Regions from separate parts of the Homo sapiens genome. Here region 2 is linked to region 1. Evidence: chromatin loops called from intact Hi-C (ENCODE). Cell type or tissue: tibial artery. All regions are shown on one strand. Links, peaks and the distances in the headings refer to the core of each region. The heading gives the core; the rest is flanking DNA. Region 1 overlaps SHB (SH2 domain containing adaptor protein B). Region 2 holds the start of LOC124900277 (U8 small nucleolar RNA).

Region 1 (2,500 bases), core at 1-2,500:
GGAAACCTTGCGGAAACCCACACTGCAGGGGTGTGGCACGATTAGGAAGTCATTTAGGAAAACAGGCCCGCCTGGGAGTGTGGGATGGAATCTTGCAGCGCCTAGCAAGAGGCAGGGAGACAGGTTCTATGGTTCCGAGGCTATAGCAATCATCTAGGCCAGGTCAGGTGCTGTGGAGTCAGGGTAGGTGTGGTGGAAGGGCCCACCAGCCAGTGGGTGCTGTGTGGAAGGGAGAGGAGAGGGTGGGATGACACCACCAGTGGGGTCCTCTGTTAGTGGGAGGATGGGAAAGTCAGTCACCTGATGGGGCCTGTCCTATCTGAGTAGGGAAGGGAGGTTCCTGGGGAGGAGTCAGAGTTGAGATGTGGTCACCTTTGAGGTGGGAGCAGCCAGCTAGGTGCTTGGGAGAGATTGAATGCATTCATGTGTTAGGGAAGGTGCTGGAGTCAGATCAGAGGAGGGCCCCAAACTATTCCAGGGACCTGGGGGCCACCATGAGAAGTCCTGGCCTGTGTTTCTGGTCTGGGGAGAGGAGTAGTATGCAGGGAGTGGCCAAGGAGACAGCCGGCCACAGTTCCTGCCTTTCAGAAGCCTGAAGGAGGAGATTCCGTGATTTGCCCCACACCCTATTATTTGACTAATTAATTAGTACTCTCCTCTAAGTAGGGCTCAGGCTGGCTTTCTGGAAACTTACAGAGATGACAGCAGTCTGTGTTTAAAGGGTACCTTTTATATATGATACCAGGACTCTCCCTAAGGCTCCGAGAGGAAGCAGATGAGATGATTTCCATTTTGCAGATGAGAAAGCTGAGTCCTGGTGGCTGACAGGACTTCTGGCCCCTTCTCCCTACAGGGATCACTGCCTGGTGATGCAAGGGAGGGATGCTGAGTAACAGCAGGTCTGAGTCCTCCCTTGGTGGCGGCAATGTAGCCGGTGCCTCAGGTTCAGTGCTCTTCCCCATCTCCTGGAGAGTCCTGCCTTCTCCCTTTCAGCCAGCTTGGCCCGTTTGCGTTCCTGTGGTTAGTGAGGGCTGGCTGTGGTCCTTTTCCAAAACAGGCAGCTGAGCAGAAGGAAATAAAATGCCACCTCTTCACTCTCCCTTTCAGGGTATAGGCGTGTAATTGTACCTGGCCACCTTAAAGCACCGAAAGAGGGGCCGTCTCCCAAGCCCAAGCCTCAACTTTTGGGCCTCTCTTTTCCTACTGCCCACGTCACCCCATTCTGTCCATATGCCGTCACAGCCCTCACCATGTCCACTGTGATGTATCTGCTAGACTGGGAACCCCTGGAGGGCAGGATGACAGGACAGGCCGGGGCCAGGGTGTCTTGTGCTCAGACTGTCGGTGCCCTGTGTTTGAGGTTTTGGCCTGGAACTTTCTGGTGAAGAATGTCCCCTCATCCAGAACTTGCTGGTTTTGGTGGAATGATGTGTGCACATGGTGAGTAAACATCCCCCACAAATCTCTCAGCTCCCAGAACTGGGTCTCATGCCTGCTGGGCCGGCTCACCTCTGCCCTGGCCAATGGGGCAGTGTGTATCCTGTCCCTGGCACCTCAGCTGATCTCTCACTTGCTGGCCTGTGGCCGTGTTCCTTCCCATCTGCTAAGCCTCGAGTCTCTGCGTGGACGCTGGCACATGCACTCATGTGCCCGTGCCCCCAGCCACACAGCCCTCCGTGAAGCTACCCTCTCTGGCAACTCCTCACCAGGTCGGGGGCCTTCCAAGTCTTCATGCTGCCCTAGTGGGCCTCTCTTGGCCCCTGGGTCCCCCTTCCCCACCCTCTGCCCCTCAGGCTGGGTTCTGGAGTCCTCAACTTCCTGAAGTGAATGGCCTTCATCATGCCTGCCTTCAGCTCTAGCCTCTTGCTGCCCAGTTCAGAACACCTCTGGCCTGGTCCCCCCACCTTTGCCAGCACAGCCCTGGGAGGGTGGGCTGGGGGGCGCCCACCTCCTCAGCAGATCTTTATTCACTCAGCTCCACCGCGGCCCTTCCCTTCCGAGTCCCACGCAGCCCCCAGCAGCTCAGGTTCACCTTCCCCAGAAGCCTCTGCATGCTTCAGGCTCCCGATCTGCTGCTTTCCCCAGGTGCCTGTGGCTCAAGGCAGAACCAGGCCAGCTGGCATTCAGTTTTCTGCTCAGGTGGTGTTTACTGAAGCCCTGTGCTCTCATGCCCTTCACAGCATCTCTCCTAAGCCTCCCTAAGGCCCAGGGAGGGAGCGCCTGGGTTGTTTCCATTTTCCAGTAAGAAACCTGGAGCAGAGGCTTCCGCAACAGCTGGGGGCCTGGGAGCACCTCCAGGAACCTGGGAGTTGTGTTCCAAAGCCCAGGCAGGAGCAGGGCAGGCAGTCAATGGGCCGGATGGACCCTGGGCTGAGGGAAGCACATGGGCCTGAGATAGATCCCCCGGGCCAGCTCCTGCCCTCCCCAGTAACAGAAGCAGAGGCCTGGAGCCAGGAGGCCCCCAGCAACAGCCTCACCACCCCACACAATTGGGAACCAG
Region 2 (12,112 bases), core at 5,372-7,871, 140 kb before region 1:
AAGAAGTTATTATTCAATATACAGTCTAGTTGGTTAAGTTCCTGAGGACAAATAGTTTTCTTACAATTTAAAACAAAATACAGGTAGATTAAAGAGTGTAATGTTTAAGAGTTTAACCAATAAAGGGCTAGAAGCAAATAAAAGTAAAAATATTTACTAGCTTTGGGTATTAAGAAGGATTTCTCTGCCCGTAATCCCAGCACTTTGGGAGGCCGAGGTAGAAGGATCTCTTGAGACCAGCCTGGGCAACATAGAAAGACCCCATCTCTACCAAAAAAAGAAGGATTTCTCAGTATAAAGTCAATAAAATTCATAACAGAAAAGGTTAATGAATTCAACTACATAAAACTTAAAGTCTCTATGTCAAATGTACCACATGAAAAAGAGTTTGACATCCTAAGTCATCAAGGAAATGAAAATCATTATTGCAATGAGATGCCACTACAGACCACTAGAATGATTAAGATTTAAAAAACTTATAGCACCATATGTTGGCAAGATATGGAGAAACTAGAACCTCATACACTGCTGGGGCGAGTGTTAAATGGTACAATCACTTTAGGAAACAGTATGGCAGCTTCTAAAAAAAGTTAAATGTACACTTGCCATATAATCCAGCAAACCATTCTTAGATATTTAGCCAAAAAAATATGTCCACAAAAAGTCTTGTACGAAAGTGTTCATTGGAGCATTATTTATAATAGCTAAATACTAGAGACAACCCAAACGTTGGCCCACCAGAGAATGAATAAACAAACTGTGCTATGTTCATACAATGGAATATCACTAAGCAATAAAAAGGAAGAGCACATCAACTGTGACAACATGGGTAAATCTCAAACACATCATGCTGAGTGGAAGAAGCCAGACACAGAAAAGGCCATGCTTTACAATTCCACCTGCATGAAATTCTAGAACAAGCAAGACTGATCTATGGTGATAGAAATCAGAGCAGTGGTTGCCTCTGGCAGAGCAGTGGGAGGGTGAGGATTGGACTGGAAGAGAGCACAGAGAAACTTTCTAGGGTAATAGAAATATTTATATATATGTTCATTTTTTTCTTTCAAAGTAGTGATTGTCCTGAAGAATCAGAGAGGAGTACTCAGGGTGTTGCAAGTCCTGATTAGGCAGAGGCATTAATCACATTTCATGCATCTCCAATCATCATGTTCTATCTGCCCTCCAAAACGAGGAACAGGTAAGGATTATCCCACCCATCGATAAGCATTATATATTTTGATAGAAATGTGGGTTACACAGGTATATGCATTTGTCAGAATTCATGAAACTTACACTTAAGCTCTATGTCAGGGTGACCAATCTTTTGGTCTCCCTGGGCTACACTGGAAGAATAATTGTCTGGGGCCACACATAAAATACACTATTGTCACAGGATCCTTGGGGTGTCACTTTTCTGGCTGGAAACCTCTGTGGCACCTTTGCCTGAGTTTTGCTTGGGCCCACTGGGCTCGTTCTGCCCACTTGGCCTGGCAGGCTTTGCTCACCTTGCACGAAAAGCCTGGATCCCACGCCTGCCAAGGGCAATTCAGGTGCAGAGTGATAAGGGGTATGTGAGTGAGTGAACGTGAGGTCTGGCTGCTGCACACAGCCAGGCACTCCAGCTGCGGCAGGGCAGGCAGCTCCAGGCACTGGCATGGGTGCCGGTTCCCTGCGAGGCTACAGCTGGACCAGGCGTACTGCAAGCAGTTTCTATGGCTGGCACTGGGGAACATGGTGGTGCCTGGAAGCTTGGAGACTCCAAGAACTGCAGAACTCCAAAAAGGGTGTCACAGCCCTGGCTCAAGGAGCTCGTAGGTCTGGGATCCCCAAAGGGCTGAAACTCTTCTCTCCTTCTCTCTTCTCTCCCTCTCATCTTCCGCAATGTGGCAAGCAAAGGACATGTTTCAGTCCTGTCTGTGTTACAGTTCTTTCAGCCCTGCCACTCAGCAGGTCCCAAGTTCTTGTCCTGCATCCAGAAAGAATGAGGTATGCAGACAAGTGGAGGGTAGCAAGGTGAAGAAGTGCTTTATTGAGTGATAGAACAGCTCAGAGGAGACCCGCAGTGGGTAGCTGTCTGCAGGCAGGTCATCCCAACAAGTGTCCAGCTCTCAGCAGAGAGAAGACCCACAGTGGGTAGCTCCTCTCTGCAGACAGGTCATCTGTGCAAGTCTGGCTGAGTCTGGGGTTTTTACATGCCTCAGAGGGGAGGAAGTATGTGCTGATTGGTCCATGGGCAGCCATGGGCAGACCCAGAAAAAGCACCAAAAGTTCTCACTGTGGTCGGCAGAACTGGCAGCCTGGACCCCAGGCTGTCCCTGGCCTGAAGCGGGGGTTTCATCAGGGACACGCCCCTTTCTGCCCAGGAGCCTGTCTGTCTCCTGCTGCCATTAACCTGCCATCCACGGTGCCCACAGTGCTCAGGCTGTTCATGCTGAGGGGTGCCTGCAGACATGCCCTAGCCACCCTTATCCCTGCCTTGGCCTCTCTCCCCTGCTCATCTGCATTCAAAGTCTGGAGGGGGCTGAAGCAGCAGGGAGCTGGCGTGTTAGCACTGCCCTAAGTGTGCACACACCCAGCTGGGTCATGACAGCACCTGGGCTCAGCCACAACTTTGCTCCAAAATTGGAGTGGATGCTGGGAGTGGGAGAGGCCAGGCAGCAGGAGCAGTAACTTCAGAGCCTTCAGGGACAGGGGACTTCCTGGGCCCCTAGAGTGCAGAGAGGCCTGGGTCTGCAGCCATGGCTGGGCAGCTCCAGCTGCCCCAGTAGGGTGGGGCTCTCACACCTCCAACTTGGAAGCGGGCAGGGCTTCTGCCTGTTCCCAGCTCTCACTGGCTCTGTGGAGCGGGCAGCCCTGGCTACCCCGCCCCCACTGCAGCCAGTATCATGGCAGCAGCCAGGCCACCACCGCCATCACTAACACTAACAAAAGCTGATGAGCTAAAAACAAACAAACAAAATCTCATAATATTTTAAGAATGTTCAGGAATTTGTGTTGGGCCACATTCAAAGCTGTCCTGAGCTGCATGCAGCCCGTGGGCCACAGATTAGACAAGCTCGATTGTGCATTTCAGTAACAAAAAGTGATGCCAGGTGCATTGGCTCAAGCCTGTAATCCCAGCACTTTGGGAAGCCAAGGCAGGCAGATCACTTGAGATCAGGAGTTCGAGACCAGCCTGGCCAAAGTGGTGAAACTCCGTCTCTACTAAAAATACAAAAATTAGCCAGGCATGGTGGGGCGTGGTGGGGCTGAGGCAGGAGAATCACTTGAACCTGGGAGGCAGAGGTTGCAGTGAGCCGAGATTGCACCACTGCACTCCAGCCTGGGTGATAGAGTGAGACTCCATCTCAAAAGAAAAATAAAAAAAGTGAAAGAAACAAACAAAATTAAACGCAAATAAATTAAAAATAATGTTGTGAAAAATATGACAATCTTATAACTTTAATATATAAAGATTACTTGAAAATGAATAAAATAATATCCAAAAGAAAGAAAAATGAATATGAACAGTCAATTCCCCCCAAAAGAGGTGAATATACACACACACAGACACACACACACACACACACACAGAAATGAAGGTATGAACAGTAATAAAATAGTAGGAATCGATACTACACATGTATATATATATACACGTGTGTATATATATACATATGTGTATACATATATATATGAAGTGATCAAAGAAATCTATGAAAATTAGTAATAAAAGAAATAGAAAGTATAATACCAATGAATCTAGATATCAAATTAAATAACAGAGATTGTTTAACAATGGTGAAACTAAATGGCTGTCTGGATAAAGAAGGGGACGGTGCTCAGTAACTGCTCACCCAAAGCTTAAGCAAAATCCTTCCTCGGTCCAATCTGTTTTCAAGTCTGCAGCACATGGCAGAAATGATAACATCCAGGTCGGCATTCTGAAACCCAGCCACTGCTGTCCGGGTCACCCAGAGGGCTCCATTTGGAAGCTGAGAGGTGGAGAACCCTGAGCCCTCCATGTTCTCTATGCTACCCAGGAATTTCCATCCTGACTCATAAATTCTTTCCCACCTCCCTCATATCTGCAACCCACATCATTACCTAGAGTCTAACTCATTCAGTTCTCCCATCTGTCTTCACTCTGTATCGCCTAAGTCTTTTCAATCACTCCCTCCCCAGTTTTCTCATGTAAAAGATTGACTTTGATAATCTGATATCAGTCAATAATTTCCCAGAATGTCACAGGGCCTGAGGAAAGAGGTTTCCCTGATAAGATATCATCTTATTTCCTTTGTATAAGAATGTGCTATCAGTAAATGAGCAGAAAGGAAGACAGTTCAGAGAGGTGAAATGCAATTAATAAACAAACATATTAAAATATTCAACCTCACTGGGAATAAGAAAAATACAAATGAAATTAAGCCCTCATTTTTACCTATAAAATTAGAAAATAATTAATTTGTATTTACAATACCTAATCCTGAGAAGAGAATAATAAAATTGGGGGTACTGTGTATTGTACTGCCCTTTGAGAAAGCAGTTTGACAATATATATTGAGTCATAAAAATGTTCACACTGTTGACCCAGCAATTCATCTTCTGGAATGGTACACTGAAGAAAAAACTCAAAAAAGAGAAGAGAAAAAACTTCACGTACAAAGATATTCACAGTTGTTCAGAAACCATATAAATAACCCACAAGAAGAGAGTTAAGTAAATTAAGGCACATGTATAAAATGAAACTGTCTGTAGGCATTAAAGTATGACTTAATGGAAATGCAAAAGCAATTTACTGAAAAAATGATCAGCCACCCTCATGATTAAATAAATGCAATTAAAGTGATAGGGATATACCATTTTCCACCCTTCAAATGGACAAAGATTTAAAATCTCATTAATGTCCTTTTGGGAAAATGAGGGCATGTTTATTTACTGTTTGTGGGAGTGTAAATATTGTGACTTCTTGTGCATATGTGGGTAAACTATCCAAGCATACAAAAAATATGGGCAGTAATATAACAAACACCTGTGTATCTCCTACTTAAGCTCCAAAATATTCACATGTATGTGACTTCTTTGAAGAGCAGTTTTGCATTGCCTATCACACTTCTAAATGTATATATTCTTTAACTCCGATAATTCCATTCCTAAGAATTTTATGTACAAAAATAGTTCCACCTGTGCACAAAAATAAGTATGTTAAAAGGTATATTGCAGTATTCTTTTTAATGGCAATAGATTAGAAACAATAGAAAGTCCACATAGTAGAGAACTGTCGAACAAGCCCTACTCCATCCCCACAACAGAACAGCATCCCGCTCTTGAAAGGGAGTGAGCTCTCTCTATATGCTAATAAGGAAGTATCTCCAAGATACAGCATTGAGTGAAAAAGCAAGGTGCAGAACAGTATGCACAGTAGGATCCCACTTGTCTATTTTAAAATATATGCACATATATGCTTGTATATGCATTAAAAATTTTGGGAAGAATTCCCAAGAAACTAATGAAAAGCAGTTTCCCTACAGGAAGGCAGGCTGAGGGAGGATGGAGAAGACTTTCATTTTCATCTTTTATTCCTTCTGAACTGTTTGCATTTTGTTTTACCATATGCATGTGTTGCTTTTGTCATTTAAAAACTAACTTTAAAAGATAAGTATGAATACTACATTGCAAATGGGAAATGCATATAATATTAAGTGAACAAGATGGACTCTGCTGTGCATGTCATGCAGCTGTATACAGCAGGGTCTTGTGGAGACAAAGGTAATCCTGCTGCCTCTGTCCTTAACTCCAGCCCTGCCATCTACTCCAGAATCCCCTCCCTCTCCCCAAACTTCATCCTCTCCCTTGAGCATTAACACATCAGGTGTCTCCTCATTAAATCAAAAACAAAAACTCAGCAACCTCTCTGGCTCCAGCACTCCCTGTTCCTTTCATAGCCCCTCCAAGCTGGCTTCCATCCCATCACCCCCTTGTCCCCAGCTTTTTCCAAGCTCTCCAGTCACTCGGTTGTAAAATTACTTTTCCATTACCATATCACTGGAGCTCTCTGAAGAGGATTACTTCCTCATTATCTCCTCCTGAGGCTTGGATCACCCTGGACCCTTCCAGACTCTCCCAGCTCCTGGAAGCCTCTTCCTGGCCAGTCTCCTCCCTGAACTCTGGCAGATTAAGCTCTAGCCCTTCTCTCTCTTATCTATATACAGTCTCCCTAGATGATCTCATCTATTTGTGCTGCAGAATCCTCACTTGTGTAGTGAAGACACCCTGACACAGCCTGTGGATGCTGTACTGTTTCTTGATCCAGCATACATTCCTAGGAATGACACCTCACTTCTGCTTTGGGGAATTGCTCATTCTCAATTCCACATGGTCACAGGGGAACTGCCAATCACAATGGCCCTGTCCTCTAACTTTAGGACTGGGGCACTCTTATTCATTCTTGATCCAGGCCAATCAGAGTTCCCCCAGAACTCTGCTGCTGGCAGAAATTAGCCTCTTTCCCCTGGAGACACTAAGCCTTATCTGGTGGAGAGAACCTACATGCAGAATGAAGCCAAATACAGCCCAGCAGAACTGAGATGCGGAGAGACAGAGAGATGGACAGACAGGCTATAACTGACATCATTAAACATCACTGAACCCCTAGGTCCAGCCATGCCTAACATCAGAACCAACCAACCCCTGGACTTTCCACTAACAAGAGCCAATAAATTGCTTTTCTGACTTGAGACAGTTAAAGTTAGGATTATGACTCATAACTAGAAGAATGCTGGCTAATATACTCCTAAACCACTATCCGAAGCTTCAAATTTATAAGCACGACAGTCTGCTGGATATCTCCACTTGCAAGCCACCATGAATCTCAGCCTCAACACGTCCAGAACTGAATCCTTTGTCTTCCCTGCCTCCAGCCACCTAGCTCCTCCACCACGGTCTTTTCCCAGCCTCTCCAGCCACTAGACACACAAGCTAAAACAGAGCCAACAGAAAGCTTGAAATAATAGCTTTTTCTGCCTTGTTTGAGATTTTCCAATTCAATTTTGTAAACATCAAATACTGTATTCAGTTGTACGAGTTCCAGGAAACTAGGTTAAAACGGCATCTTTAGAAAGACTGAGGATCCGCTATGCAGGAGCTGTGCATCAGTGCCTCAAGCAAGTGCTTTCCAAAGGGTTAGACTTCCTCCCCCTTCACTAGCCCAGAAATCATTGCTGATGAGTCCATGCAGATTGGATTTCACCTTTCCCAAACCTAATACTTTCAGCTAATGGCAGTCCCAACACTGCTATGAGAAGCAACTCGCCAATCACTGCACACCTCCAAGCCCATCACCCTACTCCTCAAGAACTTTCTATGGCTCCCCATCACCAAAAGGCTCCAACCACCCTGGATCATCTACTGCTCACTGGACATACTGCATGCATTTCTGCCCTGGGATTCCACTCACTCTCTTCCCTAGTCATTCTATTTCCACCTCGTCTCTGCTTCCATCCTGCCAAGGCATGGATCAAATTCACTCCATCCAGGAAATTGTGGTGCCACCTTCATTCCCAAGTAGGATAAAAATGCCTTCTTCTTCCGATACTCAAAGAACTTATTTGTAACTCTGATGCCTCTGAGAACATATGCCTTTGGTTAGTTTCCATGTGTGGATTCATACAGCTCATCTCCCCAGCTAGGTTGTCAAGTCTACTTGAAGCCTCACCTCAAAGCTGGATTGATGTCTTCCTCCTCTGAGTTCCCGTAGCAATGAGGTGCATCTCCCACACTGCCTTTCACAGTGACTATAACTGCCTCTTCCCAAATCCAGCTCTCCTCTTTTTGTGTGGGTGCCGGGCGAACTCGTGTCTGTCTCCATCACAAGACCCCTGACACCTTTGCTTGATGCCATCAGGTACTGTCCCCTTAATCAGATGACTTTGAGAGCTTGAATCAATTCAGCTCAGCTGAAAGGCTGCCTTATCTAGGGTAAAGGAGGTGAGAAGGCAGAGATTCCTGCCTGGGGACATCCAGAAGGCACCAAAACTTAAGCGTACATTCACAGGGCTAGTCACCCCTTCAACTGCTGACAGCCCCTTCCCTGGGATCTCAATCGCAGGTTTGCACAAGGACATCATATGCAGACAGCTGCCAAGTCCTCTCCCTTGGAAACTCTTCAGGAGCTGAAAGAAGAATTGGCGGAGACAAGGAGAAACAGCCTAAGGAGAGGAGAAAAATAGAAAGAGCCAGGTGTCAAGGAGGCAAGGAAAGCATTTCGAGAAAGAGGGGGTGATCTGGAGGGCTGGAGAAGGAGCCAAAAGACGCTGGCATCCCTTACTGAGAGGAAGGCTCAACTAGGCTGGTGGGGTAGGGAGGATAGGGGTAAGTCCAGAGCCCGCTGGAATCCTTCAAACCTGCTTGTGTAACTAAGAAGGAAAAACCCTTTTCCTTCTCTCCACCTACAGGCCTTTGCTCAGGTGCAGCCTTCTTCTCCTCTAAGACCACTTCCTACCTGAAAAGTCCTCTCTGCCTTCACTGCCCAGCTTGATCTCACTCCTCCATGAAGCTGCCTTCTGGATGTCCTGCCTTCCGGATTGTGGGAGAGATTCCCAGTCCTCTGAGCTTAAGGCTGTGACTCTTGATGATAAAAGGCATTTCATTCTGCTGCATGTCACACTTATGTGTGGCCTATCCTGCCCTCAAGGCTGTGAAAGCAAGCTGCAAAGAACAGGAGGAGAAGGGTAAGCGACTCCTGCAGACCCACTAAGTGCTGCACCCAGGCTTGGGATGCTTTCTCTTTCTGCTCTGAAAGCCCTGAGGCTCTGAGAATGAGACTCAAAGCAGCCATCAGAGGTGAGATATGTCTTTTCCTTTTAACAATGTATGCTAAAACCTCACTCCCATTAAGATGGCTAGTATCGAAAAACAGAAAATGGCCAGTGTTAGTGAGAATATGGAAGATACATGCACGTTGAGGGTAATGAATGGCATAGCCACTACGGAAAACAGTGTGGTGGTTCCTAAAAAACATTAAACATAGAATTATAATACCAGCTGGGCGTGGTGGCTCACGCTGTAATCCCAGCACTTTGGGAGGCCGAGATGGGCAGATCACCTGAGGTCAGGAGTTTGAGACCAGCCTGGCCAATGTGGTGAAACCCCGTCTCTACTAAAATTAAAAAAAAAAAAAAAACCCACAAACAAACCCCACAAAAAATTAGCTAGTCATGATGGTGCACACTTGTAATCCCAGCTACTCAGGAAGCTGAGGCAGGAAAATCACTTGAACCTGGGAGGCTGAGGTTGCAGTGAGCTGAGATCACACCATTGCACTCCAGCCTGGGCAACAAGAGCGAAGCTCTGTCTCAAAAAAAAAAAAAAAAGAGGAAGAATTGAAGAATTATAACACCACATGATCCTGCAATTCCACTTCTTGGTAAATACCCAAAAGAGTTGAAAGCAGGGTCTTGAACAGATATTTATGCACCCGTGTTCATAGCAGCATTATTCACAACAGCCAAAAGGGAAAACCACCCAAATGTCCGCCTATGGCTGGATGGATAAGCAGAACGTGGCATACGTACACACAGCGGAGTATTATTCCAACTTAAAAGGAAGGAAATCCTGACACCTGCTTCAACACGGATGAATCTTGAGGACATTATGCTAAACAAAAGTGGCCAGTCATAAAAAGACAAGTATTGTATGATTCCACTTCTATGAGACATCTAGAGTAGTCAAATTCGTAGAGAAGGAAAGTGGAATGGTGTTTGCCAAAGGATGAGAGGAAGGGGAACAGGGAGTTATTGTTTTGTGGGTAGAGTTTGAGTTTTGCGAGATAGCAGAGTTATAAAACTGGATGGTCGTGACAGTTGCACAACAATGGAAATATATTTAACACCACTGAACTGAACACTTTAAAATGGTTAAGGTGGTAAAATTTTGTCGTGTATTTTACCATAATTTTTTTAAAAGCATGCAAAACTTGCATTCTACTCCATAATATATCCATCTGATCTTAGTATTAAAATGATTTATGAATTTTTTTCTCTTGAAATCTTTGATAACAATTGATGTTCCAGGAAGATGCCCTGTGTTTTTCCTGTCCCCGGGGAGGGAAGCCAGAATCCCTGTGTCCGCCCTTCTTCTGCCCTCCTCCCCCAGGTCCTCAAGTGCTCTCCTGCCTGACAAGAGTTTCCTCCTTGCCTTAGGGAGGCAGAACTTTGTTCTGCATTCTTCTATGCTGCTGACGGTGGGAACAGCCTACTCTGGAGGACCGGAAGGTTTTGAAGAGTAGGGCCAGAGAAGGAAAGCTGAGTGAAATGTTAGAATTAGACCAAATGCAGCTTCTTCAGCTGATGAATTCAGTTTCACAGAGCAATCTTTTTTCCCTTTCTTATAGAGTAGTGGCTGTCTCCTGGCTCCCATAACTGCACAAAACAAAGGAGCTCAATTCTGCTAATAATCGTGTTTCCATAATTGTGCATTGGTGTGCTGAGACTACCCTAGGATATGCCTGTGGCTTCCTACCCATCCACTCCCCTGTCTGCAATCTCAGGCTCTCCTCTCCACACATCATTGAAAGGGAATTCCTAAAACAGGGCCACTTAGCAACTTGATGTCCAACATAGCACTAGGCTCTATAGGACATAATTGGACAAGTCTGACCCCATCCCCTCCCTGCCTCCTATGGCTCCCCCTGTCTCTAGGTCAAATCTGAAGCTCCATAGCCTTGTTCCCAAGTCTCATCGCCTGCTGCCTTCCCAGTGAGCTAGAAGCTCACAGTTTCCCCCAAGCTTTTGGACATTCTGCTCTCTCCACCTGATTCTAAAATCACTGTCTTCCCAGAGCACCATATCTGCTCTCTTTCAGGCCTGAAGAACTTACTATCTTGTGCTTTGCTCCTCTGTTAAACTGTGGTCACCCTAAATCTGAGGCTGCTCACAGTTCAGCTATGGCCAGGTGTGGCATGTAGGAGACATTAACAAACATTCTAAAGAAATTAACTAGAGAGGGCTCCCTCGAAAGAGGTTCCCAGACTCACTGTGATTTTCTGTCCTCTGCAGACAGTTCCCAACACCTCACGGTTCAGGCCATGGGTGGCTGCCGGACCCAGCCCAGGCCAGTTTGAGTCCTTCTAGGGATTTCCCCAATAGGACCTGGGGAAAGAGGAACCGTCTGTCTCTTGGTATAAAGCTCTGAGCTGTGGGACACTGGAGAGTGGTCAGCACTGTGTCCTCTAGTGTGGAAGAAGCCATCAGAGGCAAAGCTGACACAAAGATAAGCAGAGATGAAAGACAGTCCTGGCTGCATTCAGCTATAGGGACGTGATCTGTTGACATGAGCAAGGCCTTTCCATGATTTCGTGACATGGAAAAGCCCAGTATCTTTTCAATAATTCCCTTTGGCCTTGGCCTAAGCTTTTTTGAGTGGGGTTTCTGTGACAGCCAAAAGCATCCTGACCATAAATGACAGAGTGAACCAAGTGTATTCTGACTTTTTATTCTGACTTTGGTCTTTGCTGCAAGGAACCCTAAAGTCAAGCTTGGAAGACTCCCTGTAGGAAGAGTCCCCAAATATACCTTCTCATCCACCTGGGGCAACAAGAGGCCTTTGCCATTGCCCCTGCTCCTTCTTCCCTGGACCCAATCTCAGATGCTTTCCTCCCTCTGCCTTCCATTCTAAAGAACTCCATGAAATTCCGAAGAACCTATCCCAACAGGCAGCTGCCAGTCTGTCCTCCTTGGTTCCAGGAGCTCAAGCCCAGTGGAGTTTCCTCCCCAAAGGAGTGGCCCATTCCTATTCCTCACTTGTCCCCTGCCCACGACTTTTTCCTGGGACCCCACAGAGACAGCCTGGCCAGCAAGGAGGGGTAACTGGAATGGAGGCCAGGGGTGGTTTTCACTTCTGGGCTTGGGTGAGGGGGTGGGGGAAGTGTTTCTCTCACTGTACAAGCCAAGAGCTGTTCAGAAGTCAATTTCAAGATCCCATCTCAGTGCTCTCTCTCTAGCCCCTCATCCTTAATGAGATGAGACAAGATGAGACAAGATAAGAGAATGGGCAAGAGTCAGCCCGGAGCACATTGGAAAACCCCTAGCTAGTGCAGAAGCCTCAGGCTCCAGTCTCAGCTCTGCCCTGACTGGCA

The links. Peaks named below come from ENCODE experiments on the same cell type or tissue, not always from the same donor. Only the 100,000 strongest peaks of a DNase experiment are listed, where the experiment ranks them.
Region 2: it touches region 1 in a loop (2.5-fold over the local background); 7 of 110 quality-filtered maps call a loop at or near these places.

The regions. Positions count from the first base shown.
Region 1 is chr9:38,003,886-38,006,385 of GRCh38, reverse strand. All of the region lies in intron 2 of SHB (SH2 domain containing adaptor protein B), which reads left to right. Among named protein-coding and RNA genes, the nearest start is that of SHB, 64 kb to the left of the region's middle. In tibial artery, for the core only: no CTCF peak of the experiment used is centred there; no DNase peak of the experiment used is centred there.
Region 2 is chr9:38,136,537-38,148,648 of GRCh38, reverse strand. LOC124900277 (U8 small nucleolar RNA) reads right to left here and starts at 1,221; the gene lies at 1,088-1,221. In tibial artery, for the core only: no CTCF peak of the experiment used is centred there; DNase peaks (open chromatin) are centred at 6,448 and 6,868; H3K27me3 peaks cover 129 bases.